Regions from separate parts of the Homo sapiens genome. Here region 1 is linked to region 2. Evidence: chromatin contacts called from ENCODE Hi-C or POLR2A ChIA-PET data. All regions are on one chromosome and are shown on one strand. The core of a region is the stretch at or near the end of the contact, and the rest is flanking DNA. Distances in the headings are between cores, read along the strand shown.

Region 1 (4,286 bases), core at 669-3,168, 420 kb after region 2:
CTGGGCAGTGAATGCCAACATGACACGGCACCATTCTTCCTATTCCAAGGGGTCCCCAGTGAGAGAAACAACAGTCCACCCACCAGGACTTGGTGATTACCATAAGTGGAAGCAAGCAAGTGCAGCCTCCAAGTGCAGACACACCGAATGGCTTTTCAGCTGACACACCGAATGGCAGTTCCGGATTAATTCCCACACTGTCCACTCCACTCGTCCACACCCATCTCTGCACCCTTCAGCAGTGCAGAGCAGGAGGAATCACAGTCAAACAAAACCTCATGGTTGTTTTCCTGACACTCCCGCTTTCACAATGCAAGCAAACACACCCCCGAGCCACTGATACAGTTGCCAGTGAATCACACACTCTGCCTGCAGACGCCCATTCTGTTTGTGGAAACGTATTCACTGCACATTTGCGCTTAGAACTCAATCTGGGCCAAAAGTTCCCAGTACAGTCCCACTGGCCTCCTTGACTAACAAACTTCAAGGCAGCTGCATTGCTAACGTCACAAACCCTAAGCACACTTGGAGGCAGGTAAGAAGAAACACAAATAATCCTGCATCGGAATAAACATTCCATAAGGTCACAAAAAGAAAAGGTGCTCTACTATGCTAAACAGACACTGACAGAGCCTGGGCTAACAAGAGCTGAGAAAAGTATTAGCCCCTCAAGCTGGGCCCAGGTCAACCCTAATTGTAAGGGTCAGGAAACTGAAGTTAAGGTGGCACTATTCCCCACCACTAGTGGTCACCTGGAAACTCCACACACGGAAGCCAGCATGACATTGTGAAACAGGTCCAACCATGACACTCTCCAGCTTAGAACCTGCTGGATTTTCCCGCAGCCCACCAGGCCCTGGAGGCCCAGCCCCACAGGAAGCCACCCTCTATAAACACTGCCGGTTTCTGGAACTCTGAGTCTCCTGTCATGCACTTTCCTCCCCCAGCCCCCGCGCCCTCACTGCTTCTTTCTTGGTCAGCCTCCCGGGGACTCAGCTCCTCTTGGATAGGAGCTCTGGCTGTCGGTCACCACTGTGGCCGCAGGGCCTGGTGCAGACGGGATAAACGATGAAGAATGCCACCTGCGCGTCTGGACAGCGTAGAACCGCAATCAGCTTGCTTCAAAATCAGATGCTACAGCCTGGCTTTGGGGACGCCTTCCTTTCTAAGGCATAAGTGCGAGCGTTCGCTGCTGTGCGTGGAACTGCGGCCGGGAGGGAGTGGCGGCGTGAACGCCGGCGGCTGTAGAGACACACCGGCCGCGGCCCCATCACCCTGCAGGGGCCTGCGGCCGCCATCCCGGCCTGCCCCCGACCAGCTGTGCGACCTCGAACACGTCGTGAGCCGGCTTCCCGGCTCGGGATCGAACCCGAGGAGTGCTGTTTGGGGTCGCAGTGAGGCTAAGGGAGGCCGCAGGTGCCAAGCGTCCCGCCTGCCGGGCGAGGGCCAACCCGAGGCCACGCGCGAGGAGCGGCCGCAGCGACTGGACAAAACAAAGACAAAGACAAAGACGGCTCTTCCCCTGCCCGCGCCCCAGCCGCGACGGCAGCTCCCGCGGCCGCCAAACGGGCGTGACCCTCGAGGAGCCTCCGTCGGGGCGCTGCCTGCGACCGTGGGCCCAGGCCGCCCGCCGAGCCCAGCGCCCTGGCCGAAACCCCGACCCCGACCCCGACCTGGACCCACCAGCCGCCCCGCCCCCTTCGCGGCCCCGCCCGCCCCGGCGCCCTCACCAGCTCCGGGAGGCTCCTGCGCGGCGGCCACCGGGATGAGCAGCAGGAGCAGCGCGGCGCCACCGAGGCGCAACCTCCAGTACGGCGTCGGCCCGCGGGCCACTCCGGGCGCCATGGTCGGCCGGTCGCTCTATCAGTCAGTGGAGCGTTACAACTCCGACTCCAGCACAAGCGGTCTCCGCCCGGAACAGCCGCGGCGCCGGAAGTGGACCTGCGAGGTGGGGCCATGCGAGTGCGCAGCCTCAAAAAGCAGCTCGCCCCGCTCCCTCGCCATCTGCCCCGCCCCTCGCCAACGGGCTCGCCTCCCGGCGCGGCTGAGGTTCAGTGCGCCTGCGCGATAGAGGAAAGGAGCCTGGTAGCGAGGAGAGCGGCTGAGGCTCAGTGCGCCTGCGCGGCGCGGATGGGCGAGGCGTGACCGAGGGGCGAGGCGTGACCGAGGGGCGAGGCGTGACCGAGGGGCGAGGCGTGACCGAGGGGCGAGGCGTGACCGAGGGGCGAGGCGTGACCGAGGGGCTCGCCGCGGCTCCTGCGCCTGCGCGGCGGGGAACGGCGACCGGCTGAGGGGACTAGGGGAGCGCGGTGCTTCGGTGGCGGAGGTCACGGTGGCCTCCATCCTAAAGGGCTGCGGGCGTCCCGGACGGCGGTCCCAAGCGCTGCTCACGCTGCTCTTAAGTGAGCCCTGGACGAGGCGCGGTGGGCCCTCATAGTCCGCGCCGGCGCCCTCGCTCCACACCGCGGCGTCCGGCCCTGGGCTCCCGCCGATGTCCGCGTGGGACTTTTAGGGGATTTGTTTATTTTTGTACGTTAACCACACTAGAAACGGCCCCAGAATGGGCTGAAACGTGTGCTGCTGAAGCTGCCACCTAAACTCCCGAGAGAAGCGCCGTTTCTCCTCCATGGCTTCTCGCCGACGCCCTCGCTGCGGCCTTCCGGGCCCCTCGGTTGATAAAAGGACTAAATAGTGACGGACATTTTTAAGGCTACTTAAGAAATGGCAAAAATACATTTAGAGGTGTGAACCCGAACACACTGCGCGCTTTAAGCCCCGCGAGAGCCGGGGCCGCCCGCTTCTGTGCGCCCGTAGCTCCTTTCTCGGGTCCGGGATTCGCCGGTGCCGGGGACAGAAACCTCCTGCCTTCTTAGTTCATGACCCTTGTAGATGAACTTCCCTGTTTTCTGCACTGCTTAGACCAGAAGACGGGAAACCGTGACTGCCGCACCCTTCCCTGAAGCAGGCACTGCCCGTCGTCCATCAAACGCGAGGACTGCGCCCACCTCGTAGGAAGGACGCCGCGGTCCTGCTAAAAGCCTCCGCCTCTGCCTGCCCGAGGGCACCCTTCCCCTCCCCGCTTCCGAGGGCGGACTCCATTCCTCTGGAGCCGGTGTTTCCGGGTGGGCCAGCCTCCAACTGCCTTTGAATAACCCCCCCTTACATTAGATTCTGACCCTGTGGTGATTTTAGGTTGGGATTTGGGCGCCTGCAGATGGCTCCGAAGCCAGCCTCTTGTGATCCGAGCCACTTCTCTGGCACTCGGAGCGCTGGCACCCGCGGAGCGGCCTTGGTTCACCGGACCGCCTGGGAACCTGGCCGGGGTCTCTGGCAGCCTCCCAGGGCTGAGGTTCAGACTCTGTTCCGCCTACCCAGGTCCACACCTGATAGGGCTGGAGTTGAGGCTTGGTTTTAAGGCAAGAGTTTCGTTTGTTATTTCTCCAAAGAGTCAGCTGTTTGCAGGTGTGTGGTTAACACTATCCTTCGAGGTTAAGGTTTTGTTCGTCTTGCTAAAGTTTGCAACCTTTTTTGTCCTTCAGATTTGGAGAAGGGGAAAGCAGTTTCTCTTTGAAAAGAAGCAGCGAATCGTGGCTTAAGCAAAATTTGTAATCCTTAAAACTGGCCAGGCTCTGGAGCTGAGTTCAATTTGACATGTCTAAACTTTCTTCTTGAGTAACCAGATTTTCCCTTACAGTCTTTTGTCACTTAAGAGAACTCATAGGCAATCGTCCATCCAAAACAAGTCTTTCTCCTTCAGGGAGGACCCATCTTTGGAAACTCCAGCTGGTTTCCTGTGCAGTGCTTATGGTGCCACCTCTCGTTATATTTAGAAAAATGGTCTCACGTAACTTGAGAAAAAACATTTCAGTGACCAAAGCCGGGTACCATTGGAACACCAAGGTAATTTACTTGTTTGCTCAATTGGAAAACGCTGGCTCTAGGATAAAACGGAATCTTTGGGAGAGTTATTTTTTATGGTAGTTGGAAGCATCCAAAAGAAGTTCTAATAAAGGTATTTATGAGAGAAAAACAAAAATTATCTAAAATAATTTCTGAATTTAAAAAAGACTACTGAAATTTCTCCCCCTCCTCCCTCAGCTCCTTCTCTTTATCCTTTGTTGTCTGAATTACCTCGCCCAGACCCACCTTTCTTCCTCCTCCTCCTCCTGTTTTGGGGCCATTGCTCAAACAGCCAGTGTCTCTCATAGGGGACAACTATGTGCCCTAGTTCATGAGTTATGGTCAAAGGTAGAACTTAAAAGTATAATCAAGGAATTTCCTGATGC
Region 2 (3,720 bases), core at 220-2,719:
CAACAAACTCCCAAACTCAATAATAAGAAAATAAACAACCCAATTAAAAGTGAGTAAAAGATTTGAACTCAACGCTTACTACAGGAGATGGAGAATAAACAGATGAAATGATGCTCAACATCATTGGCCAACAGGGAAACGCAAATTAAAACCACAGTTCCATCTATCACCACACACCTATTAGAGTATTTGAAATTAAAAAGACAAACCATACCAAGTGCTGGGGAGGATGTGGAATGTAAAACCATACAATCGCTTTGGCAGTTTCTTAAAAAGTTTCACATATGGCTACCGTGGCATCCAGCCACTCCACTCCTAGACATCTATTCAAGAGAAAGAAAAGCATTCATCCAAAGACTTGTGCACAATGTTCGGATCAGCTTTATCTGTAAGAGCCAACACCAGAAACAACCCAAATGCCCACCAGCAGGTGAATGGACACAAACTGTGGTACATTCATACACTGGAGTACCATGCAGCTGTAAAAGAAATACGCATTGACAAACCAAATGACGCAGGCAAATCTCAAAAATAATTGTGCTGAGTGAAAGAAGCTACACAAAAAGTACATATTATATGATTCCATTTGTGCAAATCATAGGAAATGCAAAGTAATCAGTAGTGACAGAATGCAGATCAGTGCTTGCCTGGGGATGAGGGAGGGCAGGGAGAGATGACCAAGAGGGAACCCGGGGTGTTCACTATGCTGATTGTGGTGATGGTTTCACAGGAGTATCCGAGTGTTAAAACGTACCAAATTGAAATATGTGGCTTACCGTCTGTCAATTACACCACAATAAGGCTACTTTTTGAAAACCATGAGGATGGCTCAGGTCCGGCTCAAATGCCCCCACCCTGCGTTCCTTCCTTGGGATGTCAGACGCTGGAGCTGGAGCAGAAGGGGACCTAGATGGGCGGAGATCTAGCCCTACTCACCCACTGGCCACGGGGTAGGCGAGGGACGCTCAGCAGGGGCTTCCCGCAGACCCAGGGTCTTCAAGCCCCAGAAGTCCTGATGCCAGAGGGAAGAGGGGATTTGCCCAGAGTGAGGGGCAGGGGCTGGACCCACAGCCCCTCCCGGCGCGCAGACCCCGCCCCCACCCATAACCACGCCCTCAGCCCCCACCACCTCGTCCTCAGCCCCACAACCACGCCCCCAGCATGCCACAATTACTCCCACAACCCGCCCACAGCCCCTGCGACCTGGGTCTTAGTACCAGCTCCATCTAAAGCCGCACCACCGGCCCCTCCCATGCCCCTCCCATGCCCCTCCCCCATCTCTTCCAGGCCCCGCCCTGCCGCAGAACCCGCCCTCAAGCCCCGCCCCCGCCTAACCACAAATCCCGTTCCGGTCTCCTTACATGCCCCGCCCCTTCCCCGCCCCCGCGGGGAATCGACACAGCCTGTCTCCGCCTTTCGCCCCGCCCCCTCCAGGCCCCGCCCCACCCCGCCCCTCGCCCGCGCAGGCCGGAGTCGCGGCCTCCCCAGCTAGTGGTCGCGGGCGCGGTCGCAGGGGCAGCGGGGTGGCCGCCGCGCCAGGCGTGGAGCTGGGTCTGGCGGGCTCCGAGAGGCCCGGGAGCGGCGCGCAGAGCAGCCTCCGGCCGCCGCCGCGCAGGTAAAGCCCCCGCCCAGCCCTGGGAGCGTGGATTCCCACCCACCCCATGACCATCCCCCCGCCGCGAGTGCTGGGGTCTCGGGGGTCCCAGGTTCCGGGGGTCCTAGGGCCGGAGGGTCTAAAGGCTGGAGGTCCTGGGGGTCCGAGCCTCTCCCGGCCGGCTCCGCGCGCGGCCCCGCCGTCCACGCCCAGCGCGGGCCGCGCGCACAGGGCTTGGCTTCTCTGTTTTCTCGGTTTCCTTCTTCAGGCAGTTGAAAGAAAAGGCGCGGTTCTGTGCCCGGTGCGAGCCGCGGCTCCTTTAGGGCTGGCAGGGAAGGGCTTGCTGGGTTATGACAGTTTTTAGGGGTTGTCGGAGTCAGCCAGGCGTTGGCTGCTGGAGTAGCCCCTGGCGCGCGAGCGCCCGCTGGTGCCCGGCCACGTGCCCAGCTTGACCCGCGCTCCAGGTTCGGGAGAAGCTGCAGCCGTCACCGTCCTCCTGGCGTCCACCCTGAGGAGGGAGGGGCTGGGTGGTCCAAGCCGCCGCCACTCCGCCGCCCGGCCTTTGGTCCCCAGCGGTGCTGTAGGTGGCCAGGGGTGGCCGCAGTGACCACCCACTGGGCCATGCGGAGCCCCCTGGCAGTGCCAGCTCCCTGCACTTGTGGGACGCTCCTCCCGGGCGCATTGGGAGTCTCCAGAAGTAAGTTACAGGCAGAGCTGTTTAAGGAGGCGTGCTCCCCACCCCAGACCCTTCAGTGGGCCCTCAACACCCTCCCCACCAGTGGACGCGTTTCCCAGGTGACCGCAGCCGGCAGTGCTGACCACCCTCCCTCCCTCTCCGCTCCCTCCTGCGTCTTCCCTTTCAGAGCTGCCAGAGTGGACTGCACTGCTTCTCCCAGCGGGGCAGGATGGCGGTTTCATGTCTGGTTGGATAAGGCCTTGCCTGCGGAAACCAGCTCCATCCCCAGGCCCTAGCAGAGGCTCGCGTGTCCCCGTCCCCAGGTCAGGTCAGGATGGGCACCGTGCGCCCACCTCGCCCCTCGCTCCTGCTGGTCTCCACCCGGGAGTCTTGTCTCTTCCTCCTCTTCTGCCTGCACCTGGGCGCCGCCTGCCCACAGCCCTGCCGGTGCCCTGACCACGCAGGGGCTGTGGCTGTCTTCTGCAGCTTGCGGGGCCTTCAGGAGGTCCCCGAGGACATCCCGGCCAACACCGTGCTCCTGAAGCTCGATGCCAACAAGATCTCCCACCTCCCGGACGGGGCCTTCCAGCACCTGCACCGGCTCAGGGAGCTGGATCTGTCTCACAACGCCATCGAGGCCATCGGCTCCGCCACCTTCGCGGGCCTGGCCGGGGGCCTGCGGCTGCTGGACCTGTCTTACAACCGCATCCAGAGGATCCCCAAGGACGCCCTGGGCAAACTCAGCGCCAAGATACGCCTGTCCCACAACCCCCTGCACTGCGAGTGCGCCCTGCAGGAGGCCCTGTGGGAGCTGAAGCTGGACCCCGACTCTGTGGACGAGATCGCCTGCCACACCTCAGTGCAGGAGGAGTTTGTGGGGAAGCCTCTGGTTCAGGCTCTGGATGCGGGTGCCAGCCTCTGCAGCGTCCCCCACAGGACCACAGACGTGGCCATGCTGGTCACCATGTTCGGCTGGTTCGCCATGGTGATCGCCTACGTCGTGTACTATGTGCGCCACAACCAGGAGGATGCCCGGAGGCACCTGGAGTACCTGAAGTCTCTGCCCAGCGCCCCCGCCTCCAAGGACCCCATCGGCCCGGGGCCCTAGCGCCTGTTCCGGCAGACCCCCGCCGGTGGCTGCTGTCACTTTTGTAGTAGGTGGTGACTGATGCTGCTTTTGCTCTTCCCTGAGGCAGGTGTCACAGCCATGTGTGCTCCCCACTGTTGCACTCAGGCACAGCAGCACCTCCAGGCTGGGTGGTTTTGCCACACATCCGTGTGACGGATGAGGAACCTGAAGCTTAGAGGAACGGAATGACTGCCCGTGACGATACCATCAGGAAATTATCCCAGTGGAACTTCAACCCGGGCTGTCCATCGTGACATTCCGCCTCCTTCCACCATGCCAGCCTCTCCCACACGGGGCCCTGCAGGCTGTGGATATGCACTC

Evidence for each region. Hi-C counts contacts between places; a loop is a spot of excess contacts on that map. ChIA-PET counts read pairs that join two places held with the same protein, here RNA polymerase II (POLR2A). Pooled maps may share reads with other maps.
Region 1: a pooled map shows a loop between it and region 2 (20-fold over the local background). The contact joins the promoter of PTTG1IP here to the promoter of LRRC3 in region 2. A Hi-C loop is called at or near these places in 9 of 50 pooled maps. POLR2A ChIA-PET finds 5 or more read pairs at or near these places in 3 of 52 experiments (HepG2, WTC11 and activated CD4-positive, alpha-beta T cell).

The regions. Positions count from the first base shown.
Region 1 is chr21:44,871,772-44,876,057 of GRCh38, forward strand. PTTG1IP (PTTG1 interacting protein) reads right to left here and starts at 1,919. Exons shown (of 6, transcript NM_004339.4): 1 at 1,731-1,919. The coding sequence starts at 1,845. RefSeq lists enhancers at 1,040-1,540, 1,541-2,041, 2,199-2,876 and a silencer at 1,633-2,282.
Region 2 is chr21:44,454,041-44,457,760 of GRCh38, forward strand. It overlaps LRRC3 (leucine rich repeat containing 3), which reads left to right and starts at 1,470. Exons shown (of 2, transcript NM_030891.6): 1 at 1,470-1,615; 2 at 2,458-3,720. The coding sequence starts at 2,605. The coding sequence ends at 3,378. LRRC3-DT (LRRC3 divergent transcript) reads right to left here and starts at 1,244. Exons shown (of 4, transcript NR_047476.1): 1 at 1,204-1,244; 2 at 937-1,012. RefSeq lists an enhancer at 467-967 and silencers at 1,131-1,310, 1,399-1,828.